Regions from separate parts of the Mus musculus genome. Here region 2 is linked to region 1. Evidence: chromatin loops called from intact Hi-C (ENCODE). Cell type or tissue: left cerebral cortex. All regions are shown on one strand.

Region 1 (8,000 bases):
GCTTTGAACCTGAACAATGTTGGAACCCTAGGTTCCTAATATAATCTTCTCTTCTCAGGGTTGTGGGTAGCTTCTGATGTTTGATGCAAGTCACACATGATCTTAGCACCACCATTCAGAACAGTAGTTCTACCAGAAAGCAGCACGAGCACTACCCAAGAAGCCAGAGCCAGTAGTACTCAAATTCCAGGGCTGGGCATCATCACTTGAAGGGAGATGATCACCATGACCTAGGCAGTGTCTCCTTCCCTTGTGGTCCAAGACACAGTAAAGGATGCTGGGGAAGGAGGAAGATCTGTCAAGAGTCATAATTCAGGGCTCCTGACACTATGTGTGAGCATGTTCTAAGTGTCCCAAAGGGGATCTATGCTCCTTGAAGGGCATCAGTTTGAAATGCCAGAATCACAGTGTTATGCAGCAGGACACTTTGGCTGGGATCTCTCAGTGAAACAGCAAGAATAGGAATAAGGAAAAGTAGTTCTACCAGAGAGCAGCATGAACCCTACACAAGAAGTTAGAGCCAGTAGTGCTCAAATCAGGCGGGTAGGCAGCATTGCAGAGCTAGGCACAAGGGTTGTGCTGACATCAGATGGTCAACACAGGCCTTGTGGCAAGATAAGTTCAATGGCCAATCACCCAATGGAGCAGGAGACAGAGCCAGTCAAGCACCCATAAAGACATGGACCTGAAGTCAGAGGGAAGCCCCAGCACTGAGTCCTTTCAGAGGCAGAGGGACTAGTGATGGGGAAAGAAGTACAGACAGTAGGTTCATTCTGAGTATGGTTCAGGTTCATTGAAAGACTTAGAAAGACTAATGACACACGTGAATTTTTACATCATTCTTGCCCTTTCTGTGATGCTTTTGCGTAGGTACCATTGTGGGAATTACCACAACTAACTTGCTCACATACCCTGAAGATTTTGAAATATGCCAACAGAGGTATCAGGAAAATTTATCATGAAACTGCCTGGTGGCCATGTGATAGGACCCCCATCCTCACCCAGCAGGTGACTCAAGATCCATTCATGTTGTATTTTGGATGCAGTGGCAGAAATCAGGACTGAGAATGAACCATAGTTGGATAGAACACAATGGTGGCATGAAAGGGAGAAGTGAGATACAATGGGTGCAGATGGAAACAGAATCCATGGATGCTTGTGAGCCAGCAAGGATGATATCCACAACAGTAAATAACAAAAGACACTCAGAGACAGGAACAAATAGTTGGTGATATCCTCTTACTACCCCCCCCCACACACACACACACACTCACTCACTGAGGCAGGGAGGAGATTTTGTGTGTGTGTGTGTGTGTGTGTGTGTGTGTGTGTGTGTGTGTGTGTGTGTTCTTTTTGTCCAGGCTTTTAATAGCCTTCACACATCACACCTGCATGGCCCACATTAAGCATCTGTTTCTCCTTCTTCGTTGGTGTCTTGATGCTGCCAAGCACAGGGAAGATAGGCAGCAGCCAGCCCAACACATCTGAGCTCAATTAAACACATTGCAGAAGGACTGCAGATGGAAATAAATGATGGGGAGTAGCAGAGAAGCCAGGAACCCAAAGTGCTGACATCTTGAGGAGACTCTCAAGTTCCTCTCACTATTTATGTGACAAATCACCAACCTTGTTGCTGGTGATAAAAATAAGGCACTGCCAGCCACTGTGTTTTGAAGGGGGAAAGTGGCTAAAATTCTCTCACTGAGAAGGAAACTGGTGTGAGAGGGAATCTAGAGAGAGAGAGGTCTGCCAGATGGAAACTGGAGAGCCCTGGAAGAGCTGGAAAGCATCCTTTGAGAAACAGAGAGAGTGGCATTTCTGATGATTTTGGGAGTAGAAGAGGTGGTTAGATGGGAGGGAGGGACTTCTGGAAGCATCCTTTGCCTTGCTGATCCAGTGATAACAACATAGCATCTTCAGTCTCAGCCTCTAGGGGCAGCACACCAGCAGCCTGTGCTTCATGTCTAGTCAGATAAGCAATGGCCTTTCTGCTATGAGCATGGCTGTGTTCACCCACAGTTCACACAGAGACTCCTGGCCTGCCTTAGAGATGTCACCTGCCCAGGTCACATCGTTTTTGTACATATGGGCCCCAGTCCATCTGACATCTGTTCTAGTACAAAGAAGGATTCATTCAGATTCACAGCTAGACAAAGCATGGCAGCGCTTTGTGCAGATGGAGACGAGCTCTATAACTTTCTCTCTGATTTCTCCACTCCAACCTACTTTTACCAGAGCAAATTTAACATGGCCCCAATGTAAGTATGAAAAATATGTATACAAATGGAAGTTAATCCTAAATGTATTAGCTTTAAAAAATTCTTTAGAATGTAATTTTTAACTTTGTGTGCTATACTAGTTAATGTTCTGGTTGCTGTGACAAAAACAACTGGATGAAAGAGAGTTTATTTGGGTTCATGATTCAAAGATACAGTCCATCATGGTGGGAAGGCGAGGAGGTAGGGGTGTGGGGCAGCTGCTCACATCACATCCTTAGGCAGGAGGCAGGGGTGTGAAGCAGCTGCTCACATCACATCCTGAGGCAGGAGGTAGGGGTGTGGGGCAGCTGCTCACATCACATCCTGAGGCAGGAGACAGAAGGATGCATTCTTAACTTCTACTCACTCTTTTTTTTTTAATTTAATTGTATTCCACAGCCCATGGGATGGTGATGCACATCTTCAGGGTAGTTATTCTTCCTCAGTTAAGTCTCTCTGGAAACGCCTTCATAGACACACCCAAGTGTCTGTTGACCCATTGCACATACTAATGAGATGTGCTTCTTTTAACAACAACAAAAAAAAAAAATACAACCTGGCTAAAAACTTGATGCTTCAGGACATAGGGCATTTTCGACACTTCTTAGAGTTAATCGATATTTTGATTGTATAATCATTAATGCTCAAAACACTGCTTTGAGTAAGTACACAGTACAAAATGGCAGAGATAAGTTTAGGGCTATTTTAGAAATGGTTGGAAAGTCTATCCTAATCCCAAACCAAAACTTCTTTTAGTGTTTTTATATGAAACTCAAGTCAGCAAATGAAACAGCAGTTTTTACAATCAACACACCACCACAAGATAACTAAATGAGGTGCTGTGTCTGGAGCTGCATACTGAGGGAGATGGTGGTGAATGCTGAAAGTTGTTGCTTTCTGGAAGTAAACCTCTGCTTCTAGAAGAGTGGAAAACCATGTGTAGGCACTAAAAGGCCTGCAGCTCAGAACACAGTCTCTTAACTCCAAGAGCATTCCCAAGGAGAGATGGTGTACACAGCATGGGTGCATGTTGTGTGCTCAGAATCAAGGCTGAAGTGATGCCATGTCTGCAGCACTGAGAAATGCTTCTAGAAAGAGCTTGGTTTCACTGCATGCTTGATTCTCCACTAACTTTTGTTTGTGAAGCAGAAACCTGTCTGTGTTACCCAGTTTTTCATGAATCTCTTTTTAGTTATATTACAACTGGGATAGCAATGCACACTTTAGGAAGCTTCGGTTTAGATAATGCATCTGCTATAAACCAAGAGGTTCCAAATGACCTTCACTGACTGCCAACAGCAGAAAGAGGCCTGGGACCATCCTCCCTGGTCTCAGAAGGAACCAGCCCTGATGTCACCTTTAGACTTCTAGTCCCTGGACTATGAGGAGAGTTTCCTGCTGAGGTCATCCTCTGGTGAGGTGTGCTACAGTGGTGAGGAAACCATACATTAGAGAAGCATCCAGCAATGCAAAGCAGAACATTTCCTATACAATAGGCATCGTGGCCAGGAATGCATAGAGAAAGGAAAGAGGTAGGTCTGACATACTGTGGAAATTTTTCTTGGAAGAATGAAGATGGCTTCTCAGGATATGGGAGGTTGAACTAGGAAGAAAGAAGAGAGAATGGGGTTGTTTCTAAACCCTTCACTGTCCAGTCAGCCCTTCACAGTGGGGTGACAGAGTGTAGGGGTACCCAATTAGAAGCTGAAAAGACTGCCACACCCATGGTCCTTTTCATGGTAGACTTCAACATAGACAGCAGCAGAAAGAAGGTGACAGGTGGGGAGCCAGACTGTTTGGTGGTGTGGCTCTGTGACTTTGCCATGGCCAGATGGAACAGCCTGGTTTGACAACCTGTGTGTGGCATGTGATGTTGGGAATCAGGGAGTGTTCCTGTTTCCATGACAATGAGATGCTGTGCCTCTGTACTAAGAGTTCCACAGAAAGATATAGGAATAATCAGTGACCTTTAGCATATCTCTATTTTTAGTTTCCTAGACACTTGTCCCCAAAGCTGCATTTCTCTTCCTGGATCACGAAGCCCAGATGGTTCTCAGTGCGTTTGCTTGAGGCATCTATTTCTGGATCTCCAGCCACACCATTAGCTGGGGACTTTGTCTGTAATCCCTTACCTGGGCACACCCTGGATTCACATCCTATCCTCTACCCCCAGACAGACTGTCTGGAGATCTAGCCTGTTGGAAAGGGACAGCAGGGGTCTGGGTCATTCTTTTCATTTAATAGGTGATAAAGTTACAAGAGACAGGTAATAGGGTCATTCACAATGACTGATCTACGCATAGAGATGCCAGTAATGTGGGATCACACATCACCTAGGGCTTCTAATTCCTAATCTATCTCTTATGTGCGAAATGGGAAGTTTGAGCTCCCCAGAGTCTTGACTGGTAATCCAGACATGCCTAGGCTGTAGTTCTGTCTCCCCAAGGCCTCAGGTGAGCTGGCCTCACAATGACCCACAGGAAGACAGTGTGACCTGCTCTTACAGGCCCAGGGCCCAGTTCCCCAAGGCTGATTCCCAAGACCCTTTTAGAAACAGGCCGGCCTCAGTGCTGCCCTTTACCTTTCTGAAAACCTCTGCCGTGGGGGCAAGAAGGTCAGCCACTAGTGGGTCCTACACATTGGGCTTCTGATGTCCTGGAAAATGCTCTAGATTTGATTTGTATGCCATAGAACTCAGGCATCTGAAGTATTCAATTCAGAGTTTAAAAGTAGACTCACGTGGTGCACCAACCATTACCACAATCAATTCTAGGACTTACACAAGAAAGAGGTTGGGGCAGTAAGTGGTCACTCTCCTGCCCCTGTCCCAGAAGCTGGCCATCACCCATCTTCCTCTATGAATTTGGTGACTACTGGGCATTGCAGAGGTGGACCCATTCAAAGGGTCCCTCTCTTGCTTGCTGTCTTCAAGAAACATTCTGTTTCTACAGTATGAATGAGAATATTTTCCCCTTTATTGTCAAGTTAGCATACATTCAGAGAATACCTTTCCACATAGGCTACCTACCTGCTCCTCTGTATCTTGGACAGTCATTCACTCTCTGTGCTGAGTGAAATGTCACCTTTCAGTTCTCTTCAGCTGGAACTACAGGCAGTGGGTGTGGGCTCCCCTGACACCCACGTTGTCAGGTTCAGTTCGATTGTCAGGGTAGTTCAGTTTCAAGGATTCCTGGGTTCCTTTTTAGTATTTTCCTGCAATCACAAAAAACTCAGTGGCCTAATAGATGTGCAGGCTACTAGGAACATAAGAAAAATAATAATGGAGCGCCCAGCCAAGTTTGCTTGCTCAGTGCCTATGAGTTCTCTCCTAGATCCCTCTTCTTCCAAACCCACGAGCTCTGGAATCTCTCTTCCTGTGGAGCTTAAAATGACAAAAGAGGATTTTAAAATATCACTGCTGAGGGGGGTGGGTGTCAGTATAAAGCTTGGCATGAATCAAATCCAAGGCCGCTGACAGCCTTTCAGATGGTGTGCAGCAGGCAGAGTGCAAGAGCTTTCTTCTTTTCTGCCTGCCACCTTTAAGCCTGCCCTACAAGTGGCTGTCTCTGACTCCAGGCCTGAGAATTGTTCAGAACACCTAGAGGGCTTTCTTTGTGTCTGGTTAGCGTGGCTGTACAGGTCAGCACAAGGAAAGCGGTGGGGGAGTGAGCAGTGACAGGAGAAGCAGACTCTGAGATACAGGTCGTTCATTTTAACCCAAAGCGCTCATTTCACCCAGGACAGGATTAAAAGGACTCAAGGCACCCATGGAGTCCACCAGACTGAGTTAATGGGCACAGCCTCAGCCAGGTGCCTGCTTTCATGAGCTCACCCTGTTTATTGTCTAGCCTCCTGCCATGTTCTGGTCTGAGCCCCTCAACCCCAACATTCTTGTCATCAAACTCTCCTCTTCCCCCTTTCTCTTCTGCTTCTTTTCCCTTTCTTCCCTTCCCCCTCTCCTCTCCTCTCCTCTCCTCTCCTCTCCTCTCCTCTACTCTCCCATTCCCTTCTTCCCCTCTGTTTTCTCTCCTTGCTTCTTCTCTCCTTAAGATGACATCAATGTCATCCTAGCCCAGTCAATCATTCTAAAATCTGTTTTTCTCCTGAATATTCAGGCACTCTGTCCTTATTTAAAAAAAAATCATTATAGGGTATGGAAACAGTACCTCGTTGTGCACTAAATTGCGGGTGGGGAGGGGGAGGTTGGGAGCATGGAAGAGTCTCATCTAGAACGGCCCAGCCTATAGGTCCACATGGCATCAGAGGCATGTTTTCAGGCAATAGGAGAGCAGAAGGGGATGTCTGATTTCCAGCCTGCCTGACTCTCATATGTGAGAAGATCTAGAACACTCTACACTGACTTTCCCTCATCAGAAGGAAAGCTCTGGATCCCACGAGGACTTTGCAGGTGTCTGCGGCATCTTCCTGTTCCCTGAGAGATGTGTTATCTGATGTTTTTAATAGCATCATCTGCTGGTGAGGGTGAGGCTCTGAGCTGCAGCATTGATCTTGTCACTTTGGGGAACAGTTTGATATTTAGGTTATAAATAGCATTTTCATTGCTCTGTTACCATGTTCAAGACTCATTTGACATCTGAGCCAAATAGTATAATTTTCTTATCAAATATGAAGATGTACAGTTTTCCTGAGGCCTGAACTCAAGCTTTCTGAGGTTATATTGACAGGTACTAAAGAAAGAGCTTTGCTGTGAAGCCATCATAATTCAGAAGGGCTACAGCGCTTCTCTCCTGTAGAAGGAAATGGAGCCCTCACTGAGTCGATAATCACTGGTGAATATTTCCTAAGCCCTATCTCTAATCCAGCCACAGAGACTTAGGTCTTGTGACAACCTGATGAGGAAATGGCATACTCACTGCTGTGTCACAGTGGCAGACCAAAGCGAGGGGCACACTACCACAGGGCTACAGGGAGCAGGGCTGAGGCCAGAACAGGAACCAACTCCTCTACTGGGCCTTGCTGTACACTAACCACAGGCCGACACACACAAATTTCTCTTTGACGCAAGCAGCATAAAATTGGATTGCTCTCGTAAGCAACTGCCAGTCCTTCTGGAAGAAGTGCGTGTCTCTGTGAGGTCAAACCAGTTAAACATCAGGTCTGGCTAGAATTTTGTCTTTTTAAAAAATTTTCATTTGTTTGTTTTATTTACTTAAGTGTGTGTGCCATACTGTGATGCTTCCACAATATTGTTCCCAGGGATCAAATCAAGTTTCTAGGCTTGATGCCTGGTGAGTCTTCACTTTTGCCAGCAAGCCAGGAAGGTTTCCAATTCATGCTTTCCCATTCTCACTTGAGGCAGAGCTTGAAGTCATTTCATGTGGTCCAGCTTAGAAGGAATATCATTTCCTAATTGAAATGAGAGCCCCGAGTTTTTCAGGAAAACTGTGACACTCCCCGAGAGGCATGCCTGGTTAAAGTCACTGGATTGAATTTTCTTCTCATGCATGTGTGTCCTGTGGTGTAGAAGCCCTGAGAGTTCCATCCAGGCTTGCCTTGTGATCTTTAAAAGATCACAGGTTATCCTCTAGTATTTTGCTTCTGTGTGTAGCTGTTTCTGTCCCCTGGCTTTACTCTTGCCTCTGAGTCCCACAATGGCAAGGGCGCCCAACCACACACCGTAGATTCGTCCCTTATATGTTCAGTCCTGCGTGCATGAGAGGGTGTCTGAGTAAGGTCCATGGTCCAGCACTCTACAAAATGTTTCTTCTGGTAGAACAAGAA
Region 2 (8,000 bases), 120 kb after region 1:
GACCCAAATCTGATACCCCAAGCCACAACTAAGGTTGTTGATTAAGTTGATTTCATAAAAGCTCTTTGACATATATAGGCTTTTACCTACCATAAAGATATCCACCTCTTCACAGTGATCTTTTGCAGAGTGTTCAAGCAACTAGAAAGGGCTGTGGTTGCTCACTTTCCTTTGATTGCTTTAAAAATAGCTATTTGTACCAACTCTGATTCTTTTGAGATTGTGCAGAAGAAAAGACATCCACGCAAGCTAAGCGTCTAACCTATTAAAACTGCTTCCCAGAAACAGGAACTGTTGCCCCCTAAAGACCAGCAGTAGACAGCTGGCACTGGACGACAGTGTTGGCTCTAATGTACATCCAGACTAGGAAGGTTACACCAAAGCTCTGGTGGCGGACAGCTGACTCTATGCCAATGACAGACAGGAGTCTGTGGCTCACAGGACAAACATCCTGTCCTCTTACCTCAGGCTTCTCAAGAAAAATTTTTTTGAAGAAAAGAAATCTCTTTACCAAAATTTCTTTCCCAATCACCATGCCCTCTGGGGTCAAGAAGAATTTCTGCCATCGTCTATCAGGTCTGAGCTCAGTCATCTTTGTAGTAATCTTTATTAACTGTGTGTCTGGCACTGGACTAGACACAGGATTCAAAGGCAAGAGCAAGTTATGGTCCTTGTAAGTCTGGGTATTTGCCCTGGCTATGGAAAGCCAAAAAAGCAGGGGGAGAACTTGAGCCAAGGTCATGACTGCAAAAGGGGCCAACCCCACCTGCATACGCTGTGCTGAGAACAGTCAGTGCAAAATGGATACAATTTAGGGAAAGTATTTTTGAAGTTAAAAAGTGTGTGTGTGTGTGTGTGTGTGTGTGTGTGTGTGTGTGTGTATGTTTGTGTGTGTGTGTGTGTGTGTGTGTGTGTACATGTATGCATGCTGCAAATGCCACAGCTTGCACGTGCCGGTTGGAGAACTACTAGCTGTAGAGAGTTGGTTCTCTCCATCCACCTTGCTGGAGTAGAGTCTCTCTTCTTGTTTCTGCCTTTCTGAGTTCCCCATTACTGCAGGTTACTGGCTCACAGACTTCTGAGAGAGTGCTCTGTCTCTGCCTTTCATCTCTCCACACAATCTGTTGATACTCACCACTACATGCAACTTTTTGTGGGTTCTGGAGATTAAACTCGGGATGTTGGACTTGATTGGCAAGTGTTTTCATCCACAGAACCTTCTTCCAGGACCAATATTTTAAAGATATTTTCAGTCTGCAGGTGATTGAATCCAAGGGATAAGATAGAAAGAGATGACTGTACTTACAGTGACCCACATGCCCATCAACAATGTAGGGGAATACCATTCCTTTTGCCTTCATACAGGGGCAATAGTCCAGGCAGGTTTGCTCTTGGTTGTGGTGGTCTTTAGAGAGGGAGTGGATGGAATCTTGGGAGTTTCTTTCCCAGTGCTCTGGTGGCCAGGCTACTTTTCCTATGGTCTTTTCAGGTAACTTATTCAAGCTATTATTTTGCTCTAATAGTACGTTTCCATAATCCTCCCCCACTGATTGATCAATGTAAGTTACTCATATCTCCTCCCTGTGAGACATCACCTGGAATATTGCAAACAAACCATGTTTGTGACGTGACCTTTCATCTGTTGCTGTTCACAGTAGCTCATGGCAATCTGAGAACATGGGCACAGTGTTGCTGGGAGTCAGTCTGAGAACATGGACACAGTGTTGCTGGGAGTCAGTCTGAGAACATAGACACAGTGTTGCTGGGAGTCAGTCTGAGAACATAGACACAGTGTTGCTGGGAGTCTGAGAACATGGGCACAGTGTTGCTGGGAGTCAGTCTGAGAACATAGACACAGTGTTGCTGGGAGTCTGAGAACATGGACACAGTGTTGCTGGGAGTCAGTCTGAGAACATAGACACAGTGTTGCTGGGAGTCAGTCTGAGAACATGGACACAGTGTTGCTGGGAGTCTGAGAACATGGGCACAGTGTTGCTGGGAGTCAGTCTGAGAACATGGACACAGTGTTGCTTCCTGGTCTTGCCTTTTTGTTTAGCATTTTCCTTTTTCATCATGTAATGAAATATTATTTTTATTTGATTTATGAAACACATCCCTTTCTTGTTTTCCCTGAGCTTTGTTATATTTATAACAAAGGGGGAGGGGGAGGGGGAGAAAGAGAGAGAGAGAGAGAGAGAGAGAGAGAGAGAGAGTTGTTTTGGGTGTCATTAGCACAGAACTTAAGTAGGAGGCAAATGATCGGAGTGATCTACTTGTCACAAACCCTGTTGCACTCTGGGTGGTGGTGGTGTGCGTCACTGATTTTTTTTTTTTTGGTCTCTGATTTCTCTGAGTTTCCTGGGTGGTGGTCTCACACATCTTTGTCAGTGATTCCTATGAGGGTAGTGATACCACTATGATTCTTTTGTCCTATGACTTTTCTTTCTCTGTTATTCCCATTCTGTTTTGTTTTGTGTTACTTAGCTGAAGGCTGCACAGTGCACACTAGTCTGTCACTGGCTTCTCATTTTACTGGTTTGTATTTGAAAGAGTTTTCTTTTTTCATGGTTTTCACAATCTTGCTTTTCATTATGTTGAAAGTTAAATCTGGGTATTTCCTCTGTGTTAACGGGACTCAGGTCAGTACTAAGCAAATGTATACTCAATTGCCTTTCACTTGTTGACTAAGGGTGTGAGAAAGAGATAGAATGCCATAGACCACGGGTCATCTCTAGAGTCACAACAGTGGAAGCAGTGACCAGTCTTCTCCTCTCAGGTTGGATGGAGCACTTGCCTGCAAATGTGTCTTCATATCAAATCCTACCAAAAGTCACTGAACTAAAGCAGAATTCAGAATGCATGCAGGAAGCAGGAGGAGGGCTGGAAGGACAGCAGGCACAACAGCCTCACAGTGGAGATAGGTGGGCCAGAAGTGACACACAGACATTGGCAGCTAAAGTTTTGTAATGAGTGAGATTTCACCTTATAGAAAACTTTACATTGTATTCCAGATGTTTAGAAATATGAATAAAATTTTATTGGCTTGGAATCCTACCCAAATAAAAGGAAAGACCCATCTTCCTCTGGGCTACCATCTATCTTAGATGTCTCATAAAAACATGGAATAATGGATCTTTGATCTTAAGATGTAAAACAAGAAGTTAAGATAGAAAGAAATTCATGGAAAATTAAACACACAAACACACACACACTAGTTTCTTCTGATCTCAAAGTAAACACGTGTAGTGTCTTTTTCATTAATGCATTATCTTTAGAAAGCGCTCCTGGTTTGTCGGAATTGAAATAAGATTCATTTAATCAGTGATCGGAGTTCATCTGTTAAATTGCAGCACTTTGCTCTCCATTTGTGAAATAATCTTCAGACTAATGAAGTAAGGTCAATTGCATGCAGTTTTATTCTAGCCAAATTGCTGTTAATTGCATCAAAGGCTTTGGTAAGGTCAATAAATGTTGGCTTTTTATATCCTCTCTTGAAAGTGGCAGAAAATAATCATCTTTTCTCAGTAATGCATTCAGGCCTGGGGCAGTGTGGAGCAGGAGGCCATTAGATTTGCATTACCTGATCGGAAAATGTTCCATTTTCAAAGAATTAGAGGAAAGACCTGAATTACCCAGTGGCTCCAGTGGGAACACCTTATCCTAAGTGCTCCTTTGTCATTGCACAGCAATGTCCCCAGTGGAGACACATGCCATGGTCCCCCTCCCCCAACCAACCCCCTTCCCCCCCACACACACCTATGTCTCCTGAAAGGTTCAAGGTAGATGGTGGACTTGGACTTTCTTCATTTTTGTGAGCATCTGACTAAAGGGGCCCAGAGCTTTCTTTCCTCTTGATTTTAATTTTCCTTGCCCTATCACATCTTTGAACAGCTTGGGGCCTAGAATCCTTACTAGGGACGGTGAGGGAATAAAGAGAGACACATGAACACAGAAACAGCAAAGCTGGGACCAGATGGCCTGTGCTTGCCCTGATGAGGGGAGGCTCAACACTCCAGAAGCACATTTATTATGCACACCTACACAAGGAAGTGGGTTTATTGCATACAGCTGAACAAGGGGGTAGGGCTAGCTGATTTGGGTAGGAGCAGTCTCTGTAGGGCAGTCTTCAAACCACAAACAGGGGAAGAAAGCTATGAGGTGGCATGTCATGGCTGCAAATCAGTTATTGCCACTGTTCGGGGATTAGAAATGTGCAGAAAAACCTGTGTTCCTGCCTGCCCTGGGGCAGGTGGGGCTTGAACTCCAGTGAAAATGGCAACCAAGAGAAAACCAGGCATGGAATGTGCTTGCCTCTCCCTTTCTCTGCTGCCTAATAACCTGCTCCCTATACATATTCAATGACCCCTCACCGTGTCTCATTCTTTATAGCACCTTTGAAATCCTACCTGTAAAGCCATTTGTCCTCTACCAGTGAACATGCTGAAGAGGGAGAGGAGGTCTGTTTGCCTGATCCCGTCAGCCCTCAGAACCATACCTGGCATGGAGAACCCTCAGGATCATTGTTGAGGAAGTGGGTGCACTTATGAGTGGAAATAGAGGGTGAGTTCTGGATTCTGTGTGACAAGGTCAAGTGGGGACATCTTAAACATGGGGGCTATCTCCTAGCACTGACACTCAAGTAAGACATGGTACACATGGCACCTTCCATTATGAAGGCATCAGTGCATCCCACACTTATACAATTCATGGGGAATATTTTTGGAAGCAACCAAAATGGTTCCTATGTAAACTCTACCGTGTGGCTCTCAGTTGTGCTAATTGAAGTAACATTTGGGGAACACTGTATTTTAGGACATATCTTATGGAACAGTGATCTTGGAGACATTAAATCACACACACACAGTGAATGGCAGGAGGCTAGATTTGACTTTAGGGAACCTACAGCTGGAACTGCATTCCAAACCTTGGTGTTGGCAGGTGCACACACCCAAACCTACTCAGTTACCTATTGTCAGAGAGGTAAGATGTGATTGGTCAAGGGCACAATTGACTGAAGAGTACAAACACGTGAATGGAAGCTGGGTGACTGGAATGGAATGGAGGCTGTAGGCAGACAACAGGACACTCTGCTTAGGTGGGCGTAAGTGCTGCAGCAGCTGCCCACAGCCCAGCTGCATGCAGAGGAAAGCTTACACTGCTGCTTGGCTTTGAGATGTGAGACTTTCAGTCAGTCTCCTCTTGGCTCGAGTTACTGTGCCAGTGGCAATCATTCAAGTGTAAGGACTGAAACTGGCATTCATCTCTTCTCAGGTTGCCATTTAGTTGTTGGAAGGCCAGGCTGTGCTAACTCAGTCTCAAAACATCTTCTGAGTGCTGAGTACCACTGTGCAGTGCAATTTGTGGACTACTACCCTCCTGCTTCTTGGAAAATAGCTTTCTGTGTCCAAGATCTGCCCTCATCTCCAGGTTCCTTCTTTTATCCCACCCGTAAATGGCTTCCCTTACCCTTTTCGTTTTATAGCATAAATGGCAGGATCAGTGTCACCCCTGGTGAACCCAAACCAGGTTAAGATTATCTTCCAAAGATGCAAACACAAGACTAGAAAACTTGCCTGGATGAGGCATAGCCAGAAGGGTGGGAAGTGCTGTTGACACCTTGGAAAAAGCCTTGATCTGCTTCTTTTTAGCAAGTATCTTTATGTCACATCTGTAGGCTCCAATCTATGTAAAAGGCCTGAACACACAGCAAGGGGTAAATGCCTTGATTTAGTTGGCCAGGCATTCACTAAGAGTCTGGCATGTGTGATCTATAATTGTGTCTCAGGGGAAAAACAAAACAACCCACTCAGTGATAGGGTGTAAATAAGTTAGAAGGAGACTTCAGAATAACAGGAAACAGCCTAATTCCCCTCTTTTCATGGCCAACTCTCCTGAATGAGAACAAATGAATGATTGGTAGCCTGACTGTGATGCCCCACAGCCTGACCTGTGAGGTCTAAATTGTTGCTTGGTTCCTAAACCAGGTTTCCAGGGCACATGGCTTGTCTGGGCACAATGGAGGAGCAAGGTAGGAGATAGCAGGTATCTGGCTGCCCATATATACTTATGTCTTGTGATCCATGAATGAAAAAAAGGTCTCTTTCCCAAATTTCAAAAAAAGGAGCCAGGAATCATCTGCCTAAACAAGACTGTTCCTACTGACTGGCAACATGGATTAATGGACTTCAGCCCACCCTTGCCATGGTCTGGGGAGACTGAATATCTCAAGGTTGCATGGTAGTGTGGATAGTATGGTCAAATCCTTTCCCATGTGGCCTTTCATTAGACTATGTGAGCCCAGGAAAAGGGAATGCGCCCACCTCCACAGCAACAGGTGTTTCAATTGATCTGAGAACACCCCTCAAGGGTGTTGATGATTGAATAAGGCTGGGGCAAGCCTGCATCAAAGATACTGACCTGAGCTGTGCTCAGGGCAAGCTTCAGCAGAGACTGTGGCTCAGGGCTTGCCCCAGCAGAAGTTGAAGATTGCTTTCAAGTCCTTATTAGATTGGAGTCTTCAGATAGAATCAGTTCAAGTAGCCTGGTCTCTGAAGGAAGGCTGACTGCTCTCTGATTGTGAGCAAATGAGAAGACATCTTGAAGAGCAATTTAAAGCACCTGCCTTCATGCTTCATGGAGGATTATTGGGTTGCCTTACTGGGAACATACAGTTTTCTGAGAGGAAGGCAAAATCTCATGGTTGGCCACTTCCCATTTATAGTGCTGATCACTGGGGCTGACTTGAAGGTATGGTGGGGTTAGGTGCTGATTCCCTGCCTCTCCTGGTGTCATCTGTCTCTCCCTGCTGACCTTGTTGATTTATCTATTGGTATATGGAACAAAGATGCTATACAGTTTAAAAATATATTACTAGGACAACAGAAGGAATCACCACTAATGCATTATTATGTGTGGTCAAATTCTAATGTGCAACCAGAAGCCAAGAAGACAGCTAAACCTAGAAAGGGAAGCTGCCAGCATAGCACAGAGAGGCCTCAGGAGTCTGTGCTAGTGCAGGTTCTGCAAGACAACTGGTATACCTGAGTCCCCATCATCCTAGGATGGAGCATGGAAGTTTGTGCTTATCCACCACCAGTTCTACTGTCTGCCTGAACAGATAGAATCAAGCTGTAAAGGTTGTCTGGGTTGTGCCCTGAGACCCCATCCCTTTCCCATCACTCTAAGGATCTCCTGGGGCTGGTCTTGAGGATGGAGTTCCTCTGCCTCCTCTGCCATGTCTTTCATATCCACACTGAAGTGAGCAATTGGCACTCAAGTCTCCACCACCCACTCCATCCTCTGCCTGTGTTTCTCTGCACCTTTTGCTTAGTTCTCATTTTTACCTCTTCTCTATTCTTTCATTCTGAGTATGAGCAGAACAGAAGGGGGAAGGATGCTAATGTGATGGATTAATATGGCCATCATCAGATATCTGTGTAAAGGGATGGAGCTTAGAGCCCAGCCCGAGGAGCAGTGCCCTGGGCATGCTGCCTCCTCTTCCCGGGAACTTCATTTTTCTTTAAGGACTAGGCTTCAGGAAAATGTAAAAATAATCCTTTAACTTGGTTTCACTATTTTTATTAAGTTAATTCTGGCTGATGCAGATCTGCATTGCGTTATATAAAAAGAGGCCTTCCGTTGACTCTTGTCTCAAAGGTCTCACAGGGCAAGTGGTCACCCTGCTCTTTTTACATGGCAGTGGCTTCTCCCTCCTCAACTGCTTAGCATACAGGAAGAAACAATTTCCAGTAAGTTTGAACCCATGAGGAACTTTGAGGGAGATTAGATGCTTTTTAACTACTCCATTCATTCATTCATTCAATTAAATTCATTCATTCTTCTTGAGGTAAAACACATATAATACAGAATGCAGTGTGTTAGCTACTTTCAAATGGTTTCATGCACCAAACATGTAGAATGCTGTGGCTATCACACATCCCAGGAGCTTCCCATCAGCCAGTCCCAGACACGGATACCCAGCACCTGAGCCTCTCTGTATT

What was found. A loop is a pair of places that touch in the nucleus more often than their neighbours do. Peaks named below come from ENCODE experiments on the same cell type or tissue, not always from the same donor. Only the 100,000 strongest peaks of a DNase experiment are listed, where the experiment ranks them.
Region 2: a loop joins it to region 1, with 9 times the contacts of the local background. A loop is called at or near these places in 3 of 42 quality-filtered maps.

The regions. Positions count from the first base shown.
Region 1 is chr5:27,199,246-27,207,245 of GRCm38, forward strand. All of the region lies in intron 1 of Dpp6 (dipeptidylpeptidase 6), which reads left to right. Among named protein-coding and RNA genes, the nearest start is that of Dpp6, 150 kb to the left of the region's middle. In left cerebral cortex, a CTCF peak has its summit at 1,927; DNase peaks (open chromatin) are centred at 1,555, 4,151 and 5,668; H3K27ac peaks cover 330 bases.
Region 2 is chr5:27,319,567-27,327,566 of GRCm38, forward strand. All of the region lies in intron 1 of Dpp6 (dipeptidylpeptidase 6), which reads left to right. Among named protein-coding and RNA genes, the nearest start is that of Gm52769, 180 kb to the right of the region's middle. In left cerebral cortex, no CTCF peak of the experiment used is centred here; DNase peaks (open chromatin) are centred at 26, 4,013, 4,796, 5,149 and 2 more places; H3K27ac peaks cover 447 bases.